Linked DNA regions of Mus musculus: region 1 is linked to region 2. Evidence: chromatin loops called from intact Hi-C (ENCODE). Cell type or tissue: gastrocnemius. All regions are shown on one strand. Links, peaks and the distances in the headings refer to the core of each region. The heading gives the core; the rest is flanking DNA.

Region 1 (4,362 bases), core at 697-3,196, 60 kb after region 2:
TGGTGCACGCCTTTAATCCCAGCACTTGGGAGGCAGAGGCAGGTGGATTTCTGAGTTCAAGGCCAGCCTGGTCTACAGAGTGAGTTCAGGACAGCCAGAGCTACACAGAGAAACCCTGTCTCGAAAAACCAAAAAAAAAAAAAGAAAAAAAGAAAAGCTCACCATCATCTCTTCTTTTTATAACATTTTAATATTTTGCATATTCTTAGGTTTACTTACAAAATACACACCTCATGATTTTTACTGTATTTTAACATTGCTACAATGTTGTCAGGAGATAATATAGTTGTCAGTTTCTATAGAAAACATTCTTGTAGTTATCTTACTCATACAGGCTTTAGGATGGTTTAGCTGCCTATTTTTGGCTAACAGGCCTCTGGCATATTGCTTCTGTGTCTACTTTATATAGAGTCTAAAGTCATTGCTAGTTTTTCTCAAATGATAAGATGTTCCAGATTCATCTTCTACATTTCCTGCCTAGACCTGGCTAGCCCCTGTGAAAGGTGGAAATTTAAAGACCACTGTCTGCAGCCGGCTATGGCTGCCTATACATGTACTCCCGGGATTCGGGAGTCTGAGAGGCAAAAGCAGGGTGGCCTCCGTAAGCAAGGCCACTTGAGGATGTCCTGTCTCAAAGGAAAACCGCAACTTAGACTAGACCACCAAATGGCCCCAGGGTTATCACCAATGAAGTGTTACTGGTTCTTCTGGGGGAAAATTGAAAAGGAAATAAATCACTGTAGGATAATTCTTTCTTTTGATTTGGGCTTTGCATTGTCTTCACAACAGTGTCCTACAGTTTGCCTAGACTGGCTTGGGACTCACTATGAGACCAGGTCGGCCTAACATTTCAGATACTCCTTCCAGGAATTAAAAATATGCACCGCTATACTCCTCTTAATGTAACATTAGTGATGTTCTATTTATACTTACTTCCTTAATTTATCCTAACTTGGAAGTACAAGGATGTTTTAAGTTTGTTATGTGTGTGAGAGTTTTGCTTACAATGCACATGTAGTCCACATGTGTGCCTGGTGCCCTTGCCTGTCATCAGGGGGCATCAGATTCCCTGGTACTGGTGTTACAGATGGTTGTGAGCCACCATGTGTTTGCTGGAGATTGGACCTGGGTCCTCCGAAAGATCAGTGTCTTAACCTCCGAGCCGTCTTTCCAGTCCCTCTCTGGGTATTCACACCCTTGGCGATAACCTAGTTAAATACTTCCAGTGTGGCTCCAGCAGGATGACTCAGCTGGTAAAGGCATCTGTGGCCAAGGCTGGGAACCAGAATTCAGTTTTGAAAATCCACATAGAAGAGCGGTGCCTCCTGCAAGGTGTGAGCTCTCCTCCACGTGCTCAAACACAATTTGAACTACCATATGTAAAATAACTTTGAATTATTTTAAAGTATGGTTCTTAAAATTGTAGAAAGCTGTTTTTCAATATTTTGGTGTGCTTACTTGTTTTAAGATTCTGCCTTCATCATGCCAGGAGTTCAGAAAAGAATGGGGGGCGACAGTGGAGTTAATGGCTAGAGAAGGGGCTCATACCTGTCTCTACTCCAGCTCCAGAGGATCTGACCGCAGGCCCTGAATGCACAGAGCACACACTCATACACATGAGTAAATACTTCCTAATAAACCGTGCTTGGGAACACAGCCGTGCAGACCTCACTCTATCAACAATACAGCCTGTCACAGCACAGCAGGGGGGAGCTGTGGGCCTGGTTATTAATGTCAACGCAGTGGTTTTCCATTTCTTTTTCTAAAAAGTAACATTGGATTTAGAAGATATGGTAATGTTTTTCAGGTACCAAAAGAGCACCTCCTAGTCTCTATTCCCCTCTTGATCAGTCACCTGGAGGCTGAGAGTATTGTCGTCCACACTTATGCCGCACATGCTCTCGAAAGGCTGTTCACTATGAGAGGGTCAAACAATACCACTCTGTAAGTATTTGATTTCTGAGTGTTTCCTGTACTTTTTAGCTTAAGGCAGAGGGGTATACCTTACTGGTGTGAGATGTCTCAGGGTGTTTTCCTAATGTCATTAGTATTTAGAAAAACTTATATGTGTAATTTTTATTCATTTAACTTCTCTTTCCAAAAGGATGTAAGGCAATTCACTAAATAGAGTCATTCTATTAATGAATTAGAGCAGAGTAAAATAACAATTGTGAGGTTGTTGAAAACAAACAAATGTATGTCAGGAGGCCTCATATAATGACAAGCCTGCTAGCTTTATTTGAAGTCTTGTCAGCAGTCAGGAGAGAGGGAAACATGGAGACTTGAGTATTTATTGAGAGTAAAGCAAAGGGCTTCGTCAGACACTGTGTGGCCGCATGTGTCTGCAGTGTCTCCCAACTGCTGCTGCGCATAGCTCTCTTGTTCTCAGCTCTGAGATACACTTCAGTTGAATAACTCATTCTTTGGGTGTCAGGAAAGTAGCTCTTGTGTCTGATGCCAGATGAAATGCACAGGAGGGTTCTGCATGACTGTCAGACCGTTTTTCAGTGTTAAGTCTTGACACCAAGTGCTAGGTAAGACATGGAACACAGTCTTGGGCTCTGATCTTCACCCAGCCTTGAGCACAAACGCTCTCAGTGGCCACACAGGATGAAAGGACATCCTGAGAGGCGCCTTCAGGCCCAGGTGTGAATGCAGAGGTCATTTGCTGTACCTTCAAGAAAAGAAGGTGGCTGAAACCCTTCTGATTGTGGGCGCTGTTCTCTGTGGTTGTAGACAGGAGCAAGAGGCCACTGAGCTCACTGGTGTGTTTGTTCAGTTATGCTTGACCCCGTTGTGTCATTAGGAACTGAACATGAGCGCATGTAAGCAGTTACTTCCTAGATGTGCCCACAATTGTCAGTGGTGAGAGATGGCTCATTTTGTGCCAAGAAGTGTGATGTAGTGTTTGCCCAGGGCACTCCACAGTGAAAGGCTGAGAGTTCGTAGTGACTGAAAGCTGTTTTCTCGTCTATAGTTTTACAGCTGCAGAAATCGCACCGTTTGTTGAGATTCTGCTAACAAACCTTTTCAAAGCTCTCACACTTCCTGGCTCTTCAGAAAATGAATATATTATGAAAGGTAGGCCGTTTCCCTGGTGTTTAGACCATAACTATCTAACCTCAGATTACAAGGTAAACACTCTGTAGTTATACATCAGGTTTCCATACTTCAAAAACTAGGTACTGTCTGTTCAAACAAAAATTTTTCTGCTTTTTTTTTTAAAAGTAAAATAAATGTTACTTTGTTAACTAACATTTTACTTTAGACCTGTAGTAAATTTTAATTTTTCTTTCATAGAGTTATTTTCAGAGTTATTTCAAATTAGCTCATGAAATAGTGTCTGTTGACTGTGCTCTGCTGAGTATGGTAAAGCAGGGCCACCTGCACTTAGCTCCCAGGGGTGCTGGCACAGGATGCCCTGCCATGTGCTAGGAGAGCTCGGTGCCAGCTTTAACTTCCGGAACAATCTCACTGTCACATCTCAGAGGTCTCTATTGCTTTCAAAATCATGATGCATGCTTTCCAAAGGAACTCCCTGAGGGGAGTGTATGTATATGTGACTTTGAATCAAGGTGGATATTCATGGGTTTCAGCACCATGAGGGACCAAAGTGATCTGTGGTCTCTGTTACTGTGTGCCTGTGTGCATGGCGTTGTGACCTTTTCAATAAATATTGTCACATCCTGAGTGCCTTACCTCAGGCTGGGTTGATGTGAGTCTTTATTCAGGTTGAGGACATTTCACAGCCAGAGAAGTGAAATTTCTGCTTCTTAGACCAAGCATGTGGTAGTGGGGCTTTGTGGTCAACCCTGATTCTGGAAATGAACCTCCAGGGCTACTAATGAGCCTTCAGTAGTTTCCCAATGTACGCCTCTCCCGTGCTCTGTGCTTTTAGGTACCTGCCTGTTGCTAGGCAAAGTTTTTACAGTCCAGACTATGGCTTCATATGTTTAGCATTTTAACATGTTTAAGAAGATTGGTAGCTGATATTTTCTTTTAGTTATCTGTGAGCTGAGACTGTGTTTCTTTTAGACCGTGGATAACAATTCTGTCAGTGGTTTCTAATTAGAAGATAGTAGGGCTGTTCCCTGAATGGTCTGCTTCTCTGTCCTGGCCACCCCACTTGCTCCTTACTCTGTCTGCTTCTTTCCTTATCCAGTAATGTTTCTGTTGTCCCTTTTTAAATTCTTTAACCTTTGGGCCTTATACAAGTGTTTTAGTATTTCCCACCTAAGCCTGATAGAAAGGGAAAGGAGACATTTTTAAGTGTACGAAGGTATATAGGGGATATTTAAGCATCTTAGATTTTTATTGATCATCAGTGGCCCTTCCCTCCAGCCGCTTCTATTGTAATGGTTG
Region 2 (4,362 bases), core at 1,253-3,752:
TGACATTTGCCACTGACACGCTGAGAAATCACAGTTCCAAATTGCATCTGTGGATTGGTCATGGAGGTTTGTGACAGAGCTTTGCATGCAACAGAGCCCACCCTAAACCCCCCTCTCTAAGAAAGGAAAGGGGGGAAGACGCCTTCTGTTTGCTTCTGGAGAAGTTTGGGTTTTTCTTTTTTTTTAAAGATTTATTTATTTATTATATGTAAGTACACTGTAGCTATCTTCAGACACACCAGAAGAGGGCGTCAGATCTCCTTACGGATGGTTGTGAGCCACCATGTGGTTGTTGGGATTTGAACTCCGGACCTTTTGGAGGAGCAGTCAGGTGCTCTTACCCACTGAGCCATCTCACCAGCCCTGGGTTTTTCTTATATGTCTCATCTTTCCGGGTAAGACCTGGGAACAATTAAGGGTTGGTTCCAAAGCATTGAAATGATGGGAACACAGACATCCTAGTTGATGTGGAGGTTTGCACCAGGCTGTGGAAATCCTCCCAGCCGGGCTACATAATGGACAACCACTTAGGTGTCAGTGCCTGTGAGCCAGGCAGCTTGTCAGTAAAATGGGCACATAGCAAGCTCTTTGTAACTAGTAGTAGCTGCTATTGAGTACTATGTCGCAGTGATTTCTGGAAACACAAGGAATTCTGGGTACTTAGCAGCCGTTGATCATTAGCATCTTTCCTTTTTCTTTTTAAGATTTACTTACTAATTTATTTTATGTATATGAGTACACTGTAGCTGTCTTCAGACACCCCAGAAGAGGGCATCGGATCCCATTACAGATGGTTGTGAGCCACCATGTGGTTGCTGGGAATTGAACTCAGGGCCTCTGGAAGAGCAGTCAGTGCTCTTAACAGCTGAGCCATCTCTCCAGCCCCTTAGCATGTTTCTTAATGTAACATTCACTCTCTGCCCCAGTGCTCTTGTGAGCTGCCTCCCTCTGGTCTGTAGGCTCATGGGAATGACACCTTCAGTGGGCAGGGGAATGTCTCCCTCGGTCTCTGGGATTTCCCCTTCTAGACTTCGGAAGAGAGTTTGGGAAAAGATTGTCTAGAGCCTCAGTCTTTGTGTGGCTGCTTTTCTGACCCCTCCTGCTTGCTTACACTACATCTGAGACATGATTTTCATTTCAGGTGCTGCAAGAGTACACAAGTGATGATATGAATGTGGCTCCTGGTGACAGGGTCTGGGTCAGAGGCTGGTTTCCCATCCTGTTTGAACTCTCCTGCATCATTAACAGATGCAAGTTAGATGTACGCACAAGGTAACTGGATCCCCAAGGCAGCTGGACATCAATGTTAAAATGAGTCGCTTCTTACCCCACCCCAGGTTCACACCTCCCCTCCCTGACCCTTGCCTCCATCTCAGTTTGGCCATTTCTTCCTCACCTTCTCCCTGCTCTCCTTTATTTTTCCCCCAGGGGACTCACGGTCATGTTTGAGATTATGAAGAGCTATGGCCACACCTTTGCAAAGCACTGGTGGCAGGACCTGTTCAGAATCGTGTTTCGAATTTTTGACAACATGAAACTCCCTGAGCAACAGTCAGAGGTGGGTGATGTCTACAGTGTGGCCTGTGAGTAGATGTAATGGGCCCATGGCCGGCCTCCTCCTTGGGGTTGTCTTGCCAGATAACAGGGGTTTAACAACTTAACAACTATTTAAGATGCTTCTACAAGTGGACAGAAGCACTGACCATCTTAGACCAGTGTCAGCTAGTTCTGGGAGATCCCTTTCTGGGAAAAGGGAGAGGAAGTTCCTCATGGTTTGCCCTCCTGGACCTGGACACTGCCTGCCAGCTCTGCAGGCTCATGGCTGCTCTTCTTGTGTGTGCCACGCTCTGACCTGGTCTTGCAGGATCGAGAGCAATGGCAGAGATGCACAGACAAGACAAGCACAGCTGTCTTCTTTTCTTTTTCTTTTTTGTCTTTTTATGACAGAGTTTATTTGTGTAGCCCTGGCTGACCTAGAACTTAGTTTGTAAACCAGGCTGGCCTCACAGTCATAGCTATCCACCTGCCTCTGCCTCCTGAGTGCTGAAATTACGAGTGTGTGCCATCACTACCTGACTGGCCCTTTATTAATGTATTATTTCAGGAACATCATTTCCCCCTCATACCAGCATAAAAATAACATGCACTAGATGAAATATTCCGGATACACAGAGTTCACACCTCTATCACATAGAAACTGAGGCTACCACTATGTTGTCTTTTCCTACTTAAACAGTTTATACAGTTGAAGTCCTAGTGTAGACATTTGTCCTGTTCTTTAATGTTAGAGTAATTTTTTCCTCATCATAAATAGATAGATAAATATTCATTTCAGAAAAATGCTTGTCTAGCATGCAGGAAGCATGTGGTCCGCACGTGTGCTCCAGCTCTAGGGTTTGTTTCTGCAATGCCCAGCCCCCGCATAGCTTTCTACACAGATTCTAGGGGTCTGGGGATTGGACTCAGTCCTCATGCTCGCTGGGCGACGCTCTGAAGTGAGCGTTCCTAAATTCCCTTGTAATTGAGGACAGGAATCCGGGAGGCCTAACTTCTGCATTCATGTCCACACACCATGGCTTGCATGTCTGCAGGGCACTGTGGGCCTTCCCCTTTCCCCACACTATCCAGCCTTTGCTTTCATTTACCTCGGTGCTCTGCACGGGCAGAGGCTCTGCTGGCTGGCTGGCTGGCTGCCACCACTGATCACCACATCTTCCTATTGGGACCTGGCTTTTTGGACCTGGCTTTTTGTCCTGTGTCATCAGCTTTTCCCAGTTGCTTCCTCTTCTGTTTGTTGAGGGGCTGGGTTTGGTTGGTTTTTCACTTGTGTGTTTTGTTTTTGAGGCAGTGTCATCCTCCAGCCTGGGTGGACCCGAAGGTCACTTTGTAGTCTTACTTTTTCATTGGTATCTTTATTTTCTTTTTATTTAGTTTTTTCTGGCTGTTCTGGACTCCATATATAGATCAGGCTAGCCTCAAACTCTCAAAAATCCGCCTGCTTCTGCCTCCCAGATGCTGGTATTAAAGATGTGCACCACCAACGTCCAGCTTAAAACTTTCCTCACACAGTATATTTTGGTTGTGTTTTCCCCTCCTCCAACTGTTCCCACATTCTTCCCGCATACCCAACTTTGTTCTTTCTCATTGTCTTAAAAAACACACACACACACACACACACACACACACACACACACACACACACACACACACAGTGTAACTCCTCACTCTGTATCGCTCCATTGCGGAAAGTGGATTTCCCTTTCCTGGCAACTGTCAGCTGCAGATGGCTTCTTGGTCAGGGGTGGGGCTCTGTAGGCCAGCACCTGTGCTGGTCTTTATTTACGCTATGTTACCAGGTCTTCAGTTTCATTTCCTTCTGGCTTTTATTTTGAGAACCCTATTCGTGACACTTTTCTTTTCTGTCATTGTGTAATCATTTTTATATTTCTCTGGTACTTTTATGCCGTCATTTTTTGAAAGAGTGTGGGGGGGGGCAGGATAAGGTGCTGGGTGACCGCCTCTTTCATAGTCCACTATTACTTTGAGTCAAGCTCTCCTGGTGAATGTGAGGCTCTCATTGTCTCCTCTTGGCAAACCCCAGCGGCGCCATATTCCCTCAGCCCTTCCCACACATGGGGCAATGGGTGCCTGGGACGGTAAGCTTGTTCCAAGGCTGTGAAATCTGAACTCCAGCTCTCGTGATTGCCTAGCAAGTGCCCTCGACTGCTGAGCCATCTCTTTAGCCCGTATGCAGTTGTCTTTATTTTCCCATATTATTTTAAGGGACAGTTTAATATTTGTGAGTCCACAGTGAAGCCTATCACACCATGCAGTTTTCAGAGTCTGAATGTTACAGGGGTGGACATTTTCTTCTGCAAACATTTCCTCACCCGCCTGACTGTTTCTGTAGGATCTGACGGTGGAGAGAGTAGTTCTGAGCAAGCAGAAGCAGTCAGGTTTGAGATGTCGATACTTATGTGAGTGACAGCCAGGCTTGCAAGAGCAGCCATCTTACCCTAGAGATGTTGGTTTTGAAGATTCATTTTTTTTCCTTTCAGAAATCAGAGTGGATGACGACCACGTGCAATCATGCACTGTACGCTATTTGTGACGTATTCACCCAGTTCTACGAAGCTTTGCATGAAGTGCTTCTCTCTGATGTGTTTGCGCAGCTGCAGTGGTGCGTGAAACAAGGTATTCATTAAGTGAGGGAGGGGCAGTGTTTCCTCGTACACAGTCTTTATGAGGAATTAATTTTCTGTCATAAAAGTATAAATGCAATGCCAAGGGTCACTGTGTACAATTCAGTCCACCAGTCCCTTCCCAGGTTGATTTATAAGCACAGTTTAAAGGTGGATTTTG

What was found. A loop is a pair of places that touch in the nucleus more often than their neighbours do. Peaks named below come from ENCODE experiments on the same cell type or tissue, not always from the same donor. Only the 100,000 strongest peaks of a DNase experiment are listed, where the experiment ranks them.
Region 1: it touches region 2 in a loop (2.4-fold over the local background); 3 of 42 quality-filtered maps call a loop at or near these places.

Annotation. Positions count from the first base shown.
Region 1 is chr2:166,932,946-166,937,307 of GRCm38, forward strand. It overlaps Cse1l (chromosome segregation 1-like (S. cerevisiae)), which reads left to right. Exons shown (of 25, transcript NM_023565.3): 15 at 1,808-1,944; 16 at 2,978-3,081. Among named protein-coding and RNA genes, the nearest start is that of Gm31204, 28 kb to the left of the region's middle. In gastrocnemius, for the core only: no CTCF peak of the experiment used is centred there; a DNase peak (open chromatin) is centred at 1,688.
Region 2 is chr2:166,872,435-166,876,796 of GRCm38, forward strand. Arfgef2 (ADP-ribosylation factor guanine nucleotide-exchange factor 2 (brefeldin A-inhibited)) reads left to right here. Exons shown (of 39, transcript NM_001085495.2): 29 at 1,142-1,272; 30 at 1,429-1,558; 31 at 4,059-4,194. Among named protein-coding and RNA genes, the nearest start is that of Cse1l, 31 kb to the right of the region's middle. In gastrocnemius, for the core only: no CTCF peak of the experiment used is centred there; DNase peaks (open chromatin) are centred at 2,694, 3,271 and 3,586.